Regions from separate parts of the Homo sapiens genome. Here region 2 is linked to region 1. Evidence: chromatin contacts called from ENCODE Hi-C or POLR2A ChIA-PET data. All regions are on one chromosome and are shown on one strand. The core of a region is the stretch at or near the end of the contact, and the rest is flanking DNA. Distances in the headings are between cores, read along the strand shown.

Evidence for each region. Hi-C counts contacts between places; a loop is a spot of excess contacts on that map. ChIA-PET counts read pairs that join two places held with the same protein, here RNA polymerase II (POLR2A). Pooled maps may share reads with other maps.
Region 2: a pooled map shows a loop between it and region 1 (5-fold over the local background). The contact joins the enhancer-like site here to the promoter of OAF in region 1. A Hi-C loop is called at or near these places in 1 of 168 maps with a recorded cell type or tissue (naive thymus-derived CD4-positive, alpha-beta T cell) and 7 of 50 pooled maps. POLR2A ChIA-PET finds 5 or more read pairs at or near these places in 2 of 52 experiments (HepG2 and WTC11).

The regions. Positions count from the first base shown.
Region 1 is chr11:120,208,499-120,214,507 of GRCh38, reverse strand. OAF (out at first homolog) reads right to left here and starts at 3,476. Exons shown (of 4, transcript NM_178507.4): 1 at 2,998-3,476. The coding sequence starts at 3,228. RefSeq lists silencers at 3,159-3,268, 3,359-3,408, 3,589-3,848 and an enhancer at 4,182-4,723.
Region 2 is chr11:120,342,681-120,348,358 of GRCh38, reverse strand. All of the region lies in intron 1 of ARHGEF12 (Rho guanine nucleotide exchange factor 12), which reads right to left. Among named protein-coding and RNA genes, the nearest start is that of ARHGEF12, 9.1 kb to the right of the region's middle. Within about 2 kb of position 3,823, at least 3 of the 41 ENCODE cell types and tissues checked have a DNase peak (open chromatin) inside an H3K27ac peak, as active enhancers do.

The sequences.
Region 1 (6,009 bases), core at 2,227-4,726:
AGAAGGTTAAGATGAAGAGCTCAAGGATCCTCCAGGCTCAGTACTGACTTTTCTGCATGACCTTGGGTCCGTTGTTCAATGTCTTTGAGTCCAAGTTTAGCAGAGAGGATCCTTGCTGAAATGCTGTGTGAGCCACAATTGCAAAGCTAACAGCTCCTATGTCTTGAGCCCTTAACACAGTATCTAATACAGAGTAAGGATGTCATAGGCACTACTAACTGTGGGATATGTGCTATTATTATCCCCATTTTATAGATGAAGAAATGAAGGTCTGGAGAGATCAAGTAGCTTGCCCAGGGTGAACCTGCTAATAAGTGGTAAACCAAGTCTGTCTCATTCAGTCTGGACTGTTCTCCCCAACGTGATCAAATGGCAAACAAGGCTCTTCCCAAGTAGATGAGGACTTTTCCCAAATCACTGCAAATGAGTTTGGTACAAGAAACACAAAAAGCGTGACTTCCCAGGCTGGAGTGCAGTAGTACAATTGCAGCTCAGTGCAGCCTCAGCTCCTGGGCTCAAGTGGTTTTCCTGCCTCAGCCTCCTTGAATAGCTGGGACTACAAGGCACACACCAGCGTGCTCCGCTAATTTTTAAATTTTTTGTAGAGACAGGGGTCTCGTTTGGCCTGAAGATTTCATATTCCTGGTTTCAAGCGATAAGCCTGCCTCAGCCTCCCCAAATCCTGGGATTACAGATGTGAGCCACCACACCGAGCCGAAGTCTTTTTCTTATAGGAAAAATCATTCCTTCTAGACCAAACTTTCTTATGGAAATCTGACAAACACTATGAGGCATGGGGCCTTGAGAACTGAGAGGTGACCCACCCTAGAAGGATCTGGACATAGAAGCTGCTGTGGCCAGTGCAGGCAGTGAGTGAGTGGCCTGGGTGAGGGTAAGGCTATTCTCCCCCACACTGCACTCTCCAACTCCACCCCGTCCTAGGCCAATGGAGAAACCTGGAGTTAAAGGGACTTGGGAAAGCTGGTTTCCTTTCGGTGTCTTCCACTCCCAATTCCCTCCCTTGCTGATGAAATTGGAGATGCCAGAGGTGGGTATGAAATGGTAGCTTCTGGGTCAGAGGCTAACCTGAAAATCAGACTTTAGAAACCTGGGTGGAGGTCTGAACCACTGTAGAGATTCAAATGAGGTGCTCACAATCTCCAGATGCATTTTCTAACTGGGCAGTCAGATGACCAGCATACCCTCACTCCAATCCCCAGCACCCCACCCCCGCCATCAGCCACTACTGCCAGCACATCACAGCTACCTGGGTACTTCTTAGCCTCTCCCTTCAGATCACAGCAATAAAAACCTTCCAGATGTAGCTAAAGGCTATAAAAGCTCAGCCCTACCCATTGCCTTTCACTGTCCTGGCCACAGCCAGGGAAGTCTCTCTGCAGGATTCTAGTGCAGCCACAAGATGACATCCAGTGGGCAGGGGGTTGGGAGCCTCACAGCCTGGCCTAAGGCTAACTTTCAAGGACAAAGGGCTTGGACAGAAGATTAGATCCCCGATTCCTGATGGATCCAGCCACTAACATAGATTTTTCAGGAACAGAACACACTTGATAAAATTCTCCTAGGGTTTAGGTGGGGAGGCAGGGTGCCTAGCTTAGGCCTGCGGAGTAAGGATGGGCTACAAAGTCTTCCCATTTGTGAACGCTCACTACCCCACCCCCCATCTGCCTGCTTATGTCCAATGTCAGTGCCAACTCCGTGGCCCTGGGGCAATCAGCGGTCAAGCCTCACCCCCCAACCCCACCCACCTCTAGCGGTCAAGCCTAACCCCTCACCCCTGCTAACTATGGCAATCTGGCTGGGTCCCTAACTGACTTCCCAAACTCCGCCACCTCTCCTCTAAAGCGCCCTGTCTCTACGAGGGAGGAAAGACAGGCAGCTTCAGCAAGGGTCCCCGGGGCCCCGGGCTCCCCCAGCTATCTAATCGGCTTCACCCCTGCACTCCCCCAGGGACAGAGCCTCACAGGGCCTCTCTTTAGCTGGGGGAAGGAGACAGAACGCTCCTTTTGAATACCTAAGACTTACCCACCCTCTTTTCCTCCAGCTTTCCTGCTGCTGGGTCACTGTTAGTCACTCACCATCCAGGCCCATTTCCTGATAATCCCCCAGCCCCCTGGGTGCAAGGCCCTTCTTATTCCCTCCAACACAGACACACACACACCAAGAGCGGGCTGGTCTCTAACTCCCAAACCGTAATCTGGGACACACACCCACACACCCACACCCACCCACCCACCCACCCACCGGGCTGGTCTCTAACTCCCTAACCCTAATCTGGGCCAAAATAGGGGGGTTGGCTCGCTTCTCTGCCAGGCAGAGTGAAGGGCAGCACTTCTCCCAGAGGGAGGGGGCCTCAGCTGGGGTCTCTCTCCAGGATCCTCCTGCTGCAAGCGCCCCAGCCTTCCAGACCAAAGAGGAGACAGGGCTTCTCCCGGCTTGAGAGGGACCAGGGGCAACCAGCTCTCCCCAGAAAAGTGAAACAGAGGGAGAGGTGACAGAGGGACTCCAAAATGTCAGGGCTGGGAGGCCTCGCAGACCCCTCAGTGCCCTGTACAGGGGTGAGAAGCCAGGCCCATAGGAGGAAAGAGGCTTGCTTGCTCTAGATCACACAGGGAGAACCCACAGTGAGAGCCCACAGCGAGAACACTTCGCCTAGGACTTTCCCACTAGAGCACAGGGGAATGACTCCAAGAAGGGAGTCCAGTCGTTAGTAGGAGTTCTGGAGGAGGGTTAGCACCTGGGGGGCTCTGGGAGCGCTGGAGGAGGGAGTGAGAAAGGGAAGCAGAGGGGTTCTTTGGAGAGAATGAAGGGGTGGGCCCTGGGGAGTGGGCAAAGAGGTGTAGAGAAGAGCCCGGCGTGACCTTGGGCCAGCTGCGTCTCCCTCCTGGGCCCGTCTTTCCGTCTGCAGGCAAGAGAGCGCCTGGGATCCCGGGGGGCTCAGGCTTGAAGGTGCCACCCCGGCGAGTGAGGGCGCCTCACCTTCTTGAAGTCGGCGGTGAAGGAGACGAGGGTGCCGTCGGGCTTGCGCAGCTCGAGGCTGATGCTGTCCGCGTCGCTGTCCGCCTGCAGGCTCTCCTCGGTCACCTGGCCGTCCGGCAGCCGCACGCGGACCCGCAGCTCGGCCGGCGCACCCGTTCCCAGCAGCGGCGCGAGCAGCGGCAGCAGCAGCAGCAGCGCAGGGCGCGCCAGGGGTACCCCGGGAAGGCGCATCCCCGGGGGCCGCTGCCGTCCGCGGCCCCGGCGCGCCGCGTGGGGGCGGGGAGAGGCGCAGGCAAACTTCGCCCAAAGTTGGGGGCTAGTTCGGGGCGCCCGGGAGCCGCTCCGCCGGGGGCCTTGGCCGCGGGGTCGCCCGCGAGGTGGCGCGGACGCACGTGGGTAGCGCTCAGCAGGGCGCCCCCGGCGGCCCCGAGGCGGAGACGGCGCTGCCCCGGCCCGGCTCCGCGGCCCCGGGCTCCAGCGCTGCGAGCCTGTGTTTTGCACTTTTCATTCAATCCCACCCCCCGTCACTTCCTTCAGAAAACAGAAACCACCAGGACCCGCCTTAAAGAGACCGCGCACCTCGCGGCCCTTAAAGGGCCCGCGGCTGCTCTCCGCACTTCGGCGTTGGCCGGGCAGGGGGCGGGGAGAGGGGGCAGCGGCTCCGCGGCTTTGTGCGAGCGGCCTCCTCGACCTCCCTCCCGCCCGGCCGCGCGGAGTCAGCGACCCAGGCGGAGTCAGAAGTTTGCTCTCCCGGGGCAAATCCCTTCCTTCCAGCAGGGGCAGGACGGGTGACTCTTCCCCCGCCCTGCACCGCCACCCCCCCCCCCCGCTTTTTTTTTTTTGGCTTGCTTTTGTGCCACGTGGATGAAATAATCGGGCTTGGATTTTTAGGGGTTTTGTTTGGTCTTTCAGTTTCTCTGACAGCGAATTTCTAAAAAGCTTCTGCAAAATCAGACCTCGCTTTGCACTCTGCCTTTTCCCTGCCCCACACTGGGAGGGTGGATCGGGGGTTCTCGCCCAGCTTTGCCACGGCCAGGTGTTAGACCTTGATGGGTCAGGTCACCCACTGGGACGCGGCCCTCAGGTTTTGTGAGCCCCTGTGCCTCTTTCCTTTTCAGTCCTGCCTCCCGTGCTTCCCGCATTCACGGCCTTTCCTCAGTCCTGCCCACCACCGCAGACCCGGTTCTTTCTCTCTATTATAGACTATGAAAATCCAGGGAAATGTTGGATTCCAGGTCACTTGGGAGAATTTCCAGGGACTCGGGACGCTGGCGCTCCACGACAGTGGCTTTCCCACAAGCCACAAGGAAACATGCGTGCCCTGCGGTGCACCCCAACAATAAGAAGGGTGAAGACCAGGAGATCTGGATTGCTGCCTCCTCTGATTAGTTGTGGAATTTAGGCACGTTTTAAAAATTCTTTGGGCTTAAGTGTCCCCGTGTGTATCGTGGAAGCTGCTCAGACCTACACTGTCCTGCCAGTCCCAGGCAAGGGAAAAAGCCCCACGAAGATGCTCAAAACCAATTGTTCCCTGACTTCCATTTTCACTTCTGTTGGGACCTTGATTACTGATGGGTGAAAACTCCCTTCTCTGCAGCCTCCTTCCCTTCTAGGGCTTCCCCAGCACAGGGCCATGTGAACTGCAGGGTCCGGCTAGAATCGGCCTCTTGCTATCATCCAGGGGCCCTTCCCGCTACCCGCTCTCTGCTGCCTAGATTTAGGACTGAAGGGAATTTAAGAGACTACCAAGTCAGCCTTTTCCAAATTTGCCTTTCCTGAAGAATCACCTGGATGCTTGTTAGAAAATAGATTCCCGAATCCCTAAACCCATGGAATCAGATTCTAGGGAAAAGAACTGAGGATTAGCATTTTTGACAAGGCCCACATGATGCTCGACATAAGTGGTTGACAGCAGGTATTTGGCAGATGTTTAAGCATAGAGCGTCTGGGCCAGACGCGGTGGCTCATGCCTGTAATCCTAGCACTTTGGGAGGCCGAGGCGGGCGGATTGCCTGAGCTCAGGAGTTCGAGACCAACCTGGGCAACAAGGTGAAATCCCGTCTCTACTAAAATACAAAAGAAATTAGCTGGGTGTGGCGGCGTGCGCCTGTAATCCCAGCTACTCGGGAGGCTGGGGTAGGAGAATTGCTTGAACCCAGGAGGCAGAAGTTGCAGCGAGCCAAAATTGCGCCACTGCACTCCAGCCTGGGTGACAGAGGAAGACTCCGTCTCTACAAAACAAAACAAAACAAAACAAAACAAAAACATAGAGCATCTGAAACAAGCAGCATCCTTCCTGGAGAACCTGGCTCCTAAGGAGTTCATCTTCACATCCGGGAGATAAGGCAGGCTGTTAGGGAATAATTGGATTAGCACAAGGATTGCTCCCCTAAGGACTCCCACTCTTAGCTGGCAACCGTTTAGACTAGAGATGCCCAGGGTCTTGAAATTGGCCTCCCGCCTGACAGGATGCTGGATCTCCATGCGGCCTTGAAGCTAGGTCTCCCACATGAGTCAGCCCACACAGTCATTAAGGGCCTCGCCCACATTTCCTAACTTCCCTTGTTTCAGGTCCTGTCCCCATCCGCCACCAGCTCTGCCCTCAGCCATTTCCCAGGCTCTTACCCCTTCTCCTCCCACAACAGCCCAGAAGTGGGCAAAGAAGCCCTGGATGTCAGATTTCTTGTTTAGGTCCCTGAGGTTTGTCTCTGTTCACATTTTGGGTTTGGAAACAAGGATGGAAGACCTCATCTCTTTCCCACCTCTTCCCCATAGTCAACTTCCTTCTCTACTTCAACCACAGATCAAACCAGATTTTTCTTTGAAAGTGATAGGGCATTTGAAATCTCACTCCATTACATAAGCCCTGCCTACCTACATCTCTATGCCTTGCTATTGATTTCACCTGACCACCTCTTCAAGCTCCAGGACAAAACTCAGGTTTCCCAGGAAGACTTTCTCGACTCCCCACCGACCTAGCCCTCTGTTCTGTGCCACTGTCTCCGGCCTCTG
Region 2 (5,678 bases), core at 2,574-5,073, 130 kb before region 1:
GTTCTCAATTGTGATACAACAACAGAAAAACAGTATGAATCATGGCAAGTCAAACTTATTCTTCTTGGGCAAATTTTTATTTATTTATATTTTAAATAGACTATATTGTCACAAGTAACCAAAACCAGAATCAACTCCACTAATTCTGTAAAACTGGTTTTTCCTTCCCAAGAAAAACTCAAAATTAAGTAATTTTATTTACAAGCCAATGATAGCTACTTTTCTACTGTAGTTCCTACATGGACTCTGAAATGAGACTAGCAATATAATGTAATTAGAAAAAACTAAAGCTAACTGGATATCTATAAAGACTACTTTAATATAAGTGTCTCTGTACACAATGAAAGAAGCTAGTTAAGGAAACAAAATTAATTTGATAGTGGTACTATACTAAAATATTTCCATCATGTTATATACAATAATTATTTATTTCCTAATCTGCACAAATCCTCTTCTGCCACCTCATTGTCACCTGAAAATCTACAAACTGAAGAGATTATATCTGTTTATTTTGTGTCCCACTGTTTATTACCTAACAATCCCCCCAAAAAAAGAATGTCCTGTGAAACGGTAATCCTAGATCCATAACAGAATGTCTCATATTCCCTACAACCATGGAAATGACAAACTTACTGGTTATACTGAATGCTCATAAAATCTACGACATCTTGAATCAAAATGGAGGCTTTCAGGCCTTCAAGACAAACTAACCTGAGCAGCTGAAATTGGCATTAATGATTTCTAAACTAAAATTAGATAGATGAATTTCTTTACTTTTATATCATCTTAGAGATCATCTTAAAGATATGATAGATCCTTTCTCCACAGAGCAAATGGCATGGGTGAACACAGGATTTTTATAAATGATTCTGATGTTCTTCTCCAAAGAAAATAACATCACTGAGAGCTCCCAGAAGACTTGGAGCCATTAAGAGCTGGGATTCCTTTCAACTGGCATCATTCCAACAGAGGCTCAGTGAGAAATGAAACCTCTGCAAATCAAATCTGTTGCAATGTTATTTTTTCCAGAGGTTAATTACCTGCTTCTGCTACACACACACACACACACACACACACACACACACACAGACAGAGAGAGAGAGAGAGAGAGAAACAGAGAGAGACAGAGAGAAAGAAAGAAAGAAAAAGAAAGAGAAAGAAAGAAAGAAAGAAAGGAAGGAAGGAAGGAAGGAAGGAAGGAAGGAAGGAAGGAAGGAAGGAAGGAAAGAAAGAAAGAAAGGGAGAGGCTGGAAAAGTAGATGGCATTCTGTTGTAAGCCTCCTCCAGAAATACTCAAAATGAAATCAAAACAAGTTCAGGCTGTCAAATTCTAGATACGCTCTATGAACGTGCTCTGCTGCTTGACACCTGTCAGTCTATATAGTACTATTACCTCACCCTATCAGACAGTAATAATTTACTATGAGAAGTCACACGTTCAGACTTTATCTCTTAAAAATACTTAGTGAAATACTTGTAAGTGAAATTATGATATCCAAAAACTGCTTCAAAATAATCTAGTGAGAAGGGGGGAAAGAAAACAGATAAACCAAGATTGTCCGTACATTAACTGCTGGAGTAATAAAGGGAACAAGGGAGGTTCATCATACCATTCTCTGTACTTCTGTTTATGTTTGAATTTCCCACTAAAAAAAAAGAAACTTTCATAGACTCCAAATAACCCATTTAACAAGCATTTACTGAACTTGTTGATGTAGACTATATTATTTATTGTTCCAAATTATTTAACCTCCACTTTCCTTAAGAGGATTATACAGCCTTATCTGTTATCATGCAACTTGCAATGCCACCTGTGGAAGGACTATACATCCTTACCCCACTGACAGTGAGCTCTGACCATATGACTTGCTTTGGCCACTGACATGTGAGCTGATGTGACATACAACATGACTGAGTGAAAGCTTTAAGAGCCATTGTATGTCTGCATCTGTTTTCTTGCTCTCTCCCTCATCCACAATAATGGCACAGCCCAGACAGGGGATGCTCCTTGAGCCAGGGTTCCAAAATAAGAAACGTGAAGCAATGCTGCAGTCAATCCACAGCTGACAAGGTGTAGCATAAGCAAGAAGAAAAGCAGTGTTGTAAGCCACTGAAATTTGATAGTGTTGCTACAGCAGCATAACCTAGCAAAAGAAGACAGATACACTTATTATGGAGTAGGTGCAAAAAATAAAATTATAGGCTGGTATATATTTTTAAATGTTTCAGAAGATAAACCAAAAAAATTAACTATTGTTACCTATGAGGAGAAGGTATGAAAACTAACAGGTGTGTAGGAATACTTTTTTTTATACCATTTTATATGATTTGAATTTTCTGTGTGTGTATGCGTGTGTGCGTTTAACCTGAGCAGCAACATCTGGGTAGTTGGATCATTTGGGCCATTTATTTTTCTTCCTTCTGCTTTTCAGTATTAAAAAATAAAAATATAATAAGGCTACCGATAATTACTTAAAAATGAATAAGAACTATTCTTATACCCTTGAAGAACTCACGTATTAGCTAACAATTTAGCTTTAAATAAAGCCTTCCCCCATTCATTGTTAATTTTTTTAACGTCCAAGGCTAAATACTGTATATATATATATATTTAGGAGTATGACATACGCCATTTCGTTTTTTTTTTTTTTTTTTTTGAGACGGAGTCTCGCTCTGTGCCCAGGCTGGAGTGCAGTGGCGCGATCTCGGCTCACTGCAAGCTCCACCTCCTGGGTTCATGCCATTCTCCTGCCTCAGCCTCCCCAGCAGCTGGGACTACAGGCACCCGCCACCACACTCGGCTAATTTTTTCTATTTTTAGCAGAGACGGGGTTTCACCGTGTTAGCCAGAATGGTCTTGATCTCCTGACCTCCTGAACCGCCCACCTCGGTCTCCCAAAGTGCTGGGATTACAGGCGTGAGCCACTACGCCCGGCCTGTTATATGCATTTCTATCAGTTTGCTCACTTTCAGGTTTCAGCAAAGCAATATAGTGTTTTGTATATGGATGGTACAGTTACTAATCTCAAAGGAAATTCTCACAATTTCATTATTTTAGTATGCCAGTTAAATTGGCAAAGAGGTTTGCTCTAGTTACAGTTGTTCAAGGGAGAGAATACAGTCATGGGTTCTTAGTTTCTGTTTCTGGATGGGCCAGTAAAGCCCCTTCCTCATCCCTCTTTCCGTTTTATCACTAGAGACAGAAACTAAAAACCATGGCTTCAGGCTGCTGAAAGCCTAAAACAAAACAAAACAGAAGAACAACAGCAAAATAAGGCAGGTTGGACAAGCTTGCTAGGTGTTAAGTTTGGTAAATATGCCTTAACCAGTACTAGAGCAAGGAATCTATTAAGGAAACTCTTCTAGGGTAAAATCATAAAGGAGCATTGAAAGAAAGGAAAAAAAGGGGAAAAATTCTAATCATGACTCTTGTGGTGATAAAACAACACTTGAATGGTTACAGAAATCAAGTTTAATAGAGTAACACTTTACTACATGAACAAGTTTTAACTTCAAGAGAGCAATATCTGAACATAGCAGTAACCTGCAAATGACTAAGAACATGTCTGTACTTTTCATCCTAAGATCTCAAAGCACTTCACAAACATTCATTTAACTCTCATATCACCTGAGAAGTAGTGATATAATAATACATCATTATAACCATCTATCCTGCCAATACAAAATATTTAAATACCTCTTCAGCAGCACTTGCCCTAAGAAGGTCTTGCTAAACAGCCAATAAAACAGGAAATAGGCTGACAGTGCATATGCCACCAACAATCTCTGAAAAGATCAGACCTTCACCCACAAGAACCACTTCCTCTCAGTAAACCACAGAGACTGTACTGGGCAAACCACAACATATCGGCTTGTGTCTGGAACATAGGCAGATAACCCATCTAAAATCTATGGAAGGGTATGTCTAAGCACCTTCACAGGATTTCTTGTGTTAGCAAGTGTATTTGGGGTATCTGTTACTCTTCTGGATAACATATAGCCACTTTCTGCATTACAAGATCAATTTCAGGTATCATTCCTTCAGAGGCTGATGAAGTCTCCAGTTTTTTTTTTTTTTTTTTTTTTTTTTTTTGAGACGGAGTCTTGCTCTGTCATCCAGGTAGGAGTGCAGTGGTGCAATCTTGGCTAACTGCAACCTCCGCCTCCCGGGTTCAAGTGATTCTCCTGTCTTAGCCTCCCGAGTAGCTGGGATTACAGGCATGTGCCACCTGGTCCGGCTCATTTTTGTATTTTTAATAGAGACAGGGTTTCACCATGCTGACCAGGCTAGTCTTGAACTCTTGACCTCAAGTGATCCGCCCACCTCAGCCTTCCAAAGTGCTGGGATTTACAGGCATGAGCCACCGCGCCTGGCCAGTTTTTCTACAACAAAATAATCTACATTTTTTTGAATCCATAAAAGATCTACAAAGTCCTCTTTGATCTTTTGAGTATATGAATGTAAAATCAACATTTATATGTAATATTTGACAAAAACTGTAGTATCAGAGTGTACCTTTAAATGACTCTAATGTGTTATATAACACCAAAAGAAAAAGCAGTGTGACAAGCAGCTAATTGAAAGCATTAACTAAAACCAGGCTCTCTTATATAGTTCCAATTTCTGCATGAATTGTTACTTGCAGTCCAAGACAGGAAACCTACTTTTCATTGGCCAGTAGATTTGCTTGTCTCTAGACACTGAGAAGCCACCCAGGCCTGTCATGTGACTGTGATCTCAAAAACCAGGACTCAGCATTTGAATTAGTAAAAGATCCTGTTTCGGTATGAATCTAAACTGCATTGGTGCATGCTAATTCAAGAGGTAAAGTTAGTGTATTTTTTCTTTTACTAAAAGTCGACACTATATACTCATGCAATTTAGGCACAGCCTCTGACCAGGCACTAGCTTCATAGGCTTCTATTGGAGTTAGAAGCTGTCTTATAGCGGTCTTCCCTATATGACTATCTTGATGATTCCAGATATTCTAAGTTGAAAAAGTAAAATGCTCTAAATTTGGCATGTTTGCAAATTTTAGTATTACCAAAATACAAAATATTAATATTAGCAAAATACAAAACAAGGACATCTATCTCAATAATTTGAAACTAAAATAGTACTAAAGAAAATATGCTAATAAAGTATTCAAAAGGTCTACAGTCTTACAGATTTTATAATAATCTAAATATGCACTTTTTCTGTTACACTGTCTTGTCATTAACAATTCTTGTAAATACAACAGCAAGAAAGTAAAATATTTCAATTTTCACAATATCCATTTTACTGAAAAAAAAAATACTGCTAAGCATTGTTATTTCACTAACATGTGGAAATAAGAGGAGACAAAACAATAAGGTAAAAATAAACCAAACATCGAGGAATGTTTTGACCTACAATTTAAGATAACGAACTGAAAAACCACTGGAAAAAATAAGAAACAACTTCCTGATGTATTTCATCATATTGCAACAAGATGATTTTCCATCAAAGGTGGCTAACATTATTTCTATACCCTACCCTTTTGTCATAGAATTGATAACATTTGTTACATTGAGGGTACTCATATTTGAAAGAATCGCTTTGTAAAAAAGCCTTTTAGAACATGAGTAATTGCTTAATTAGTTGATTTGGTAATCATGCTGTTTGTATAAATTTGTTTCATTTGACTGTGACATAT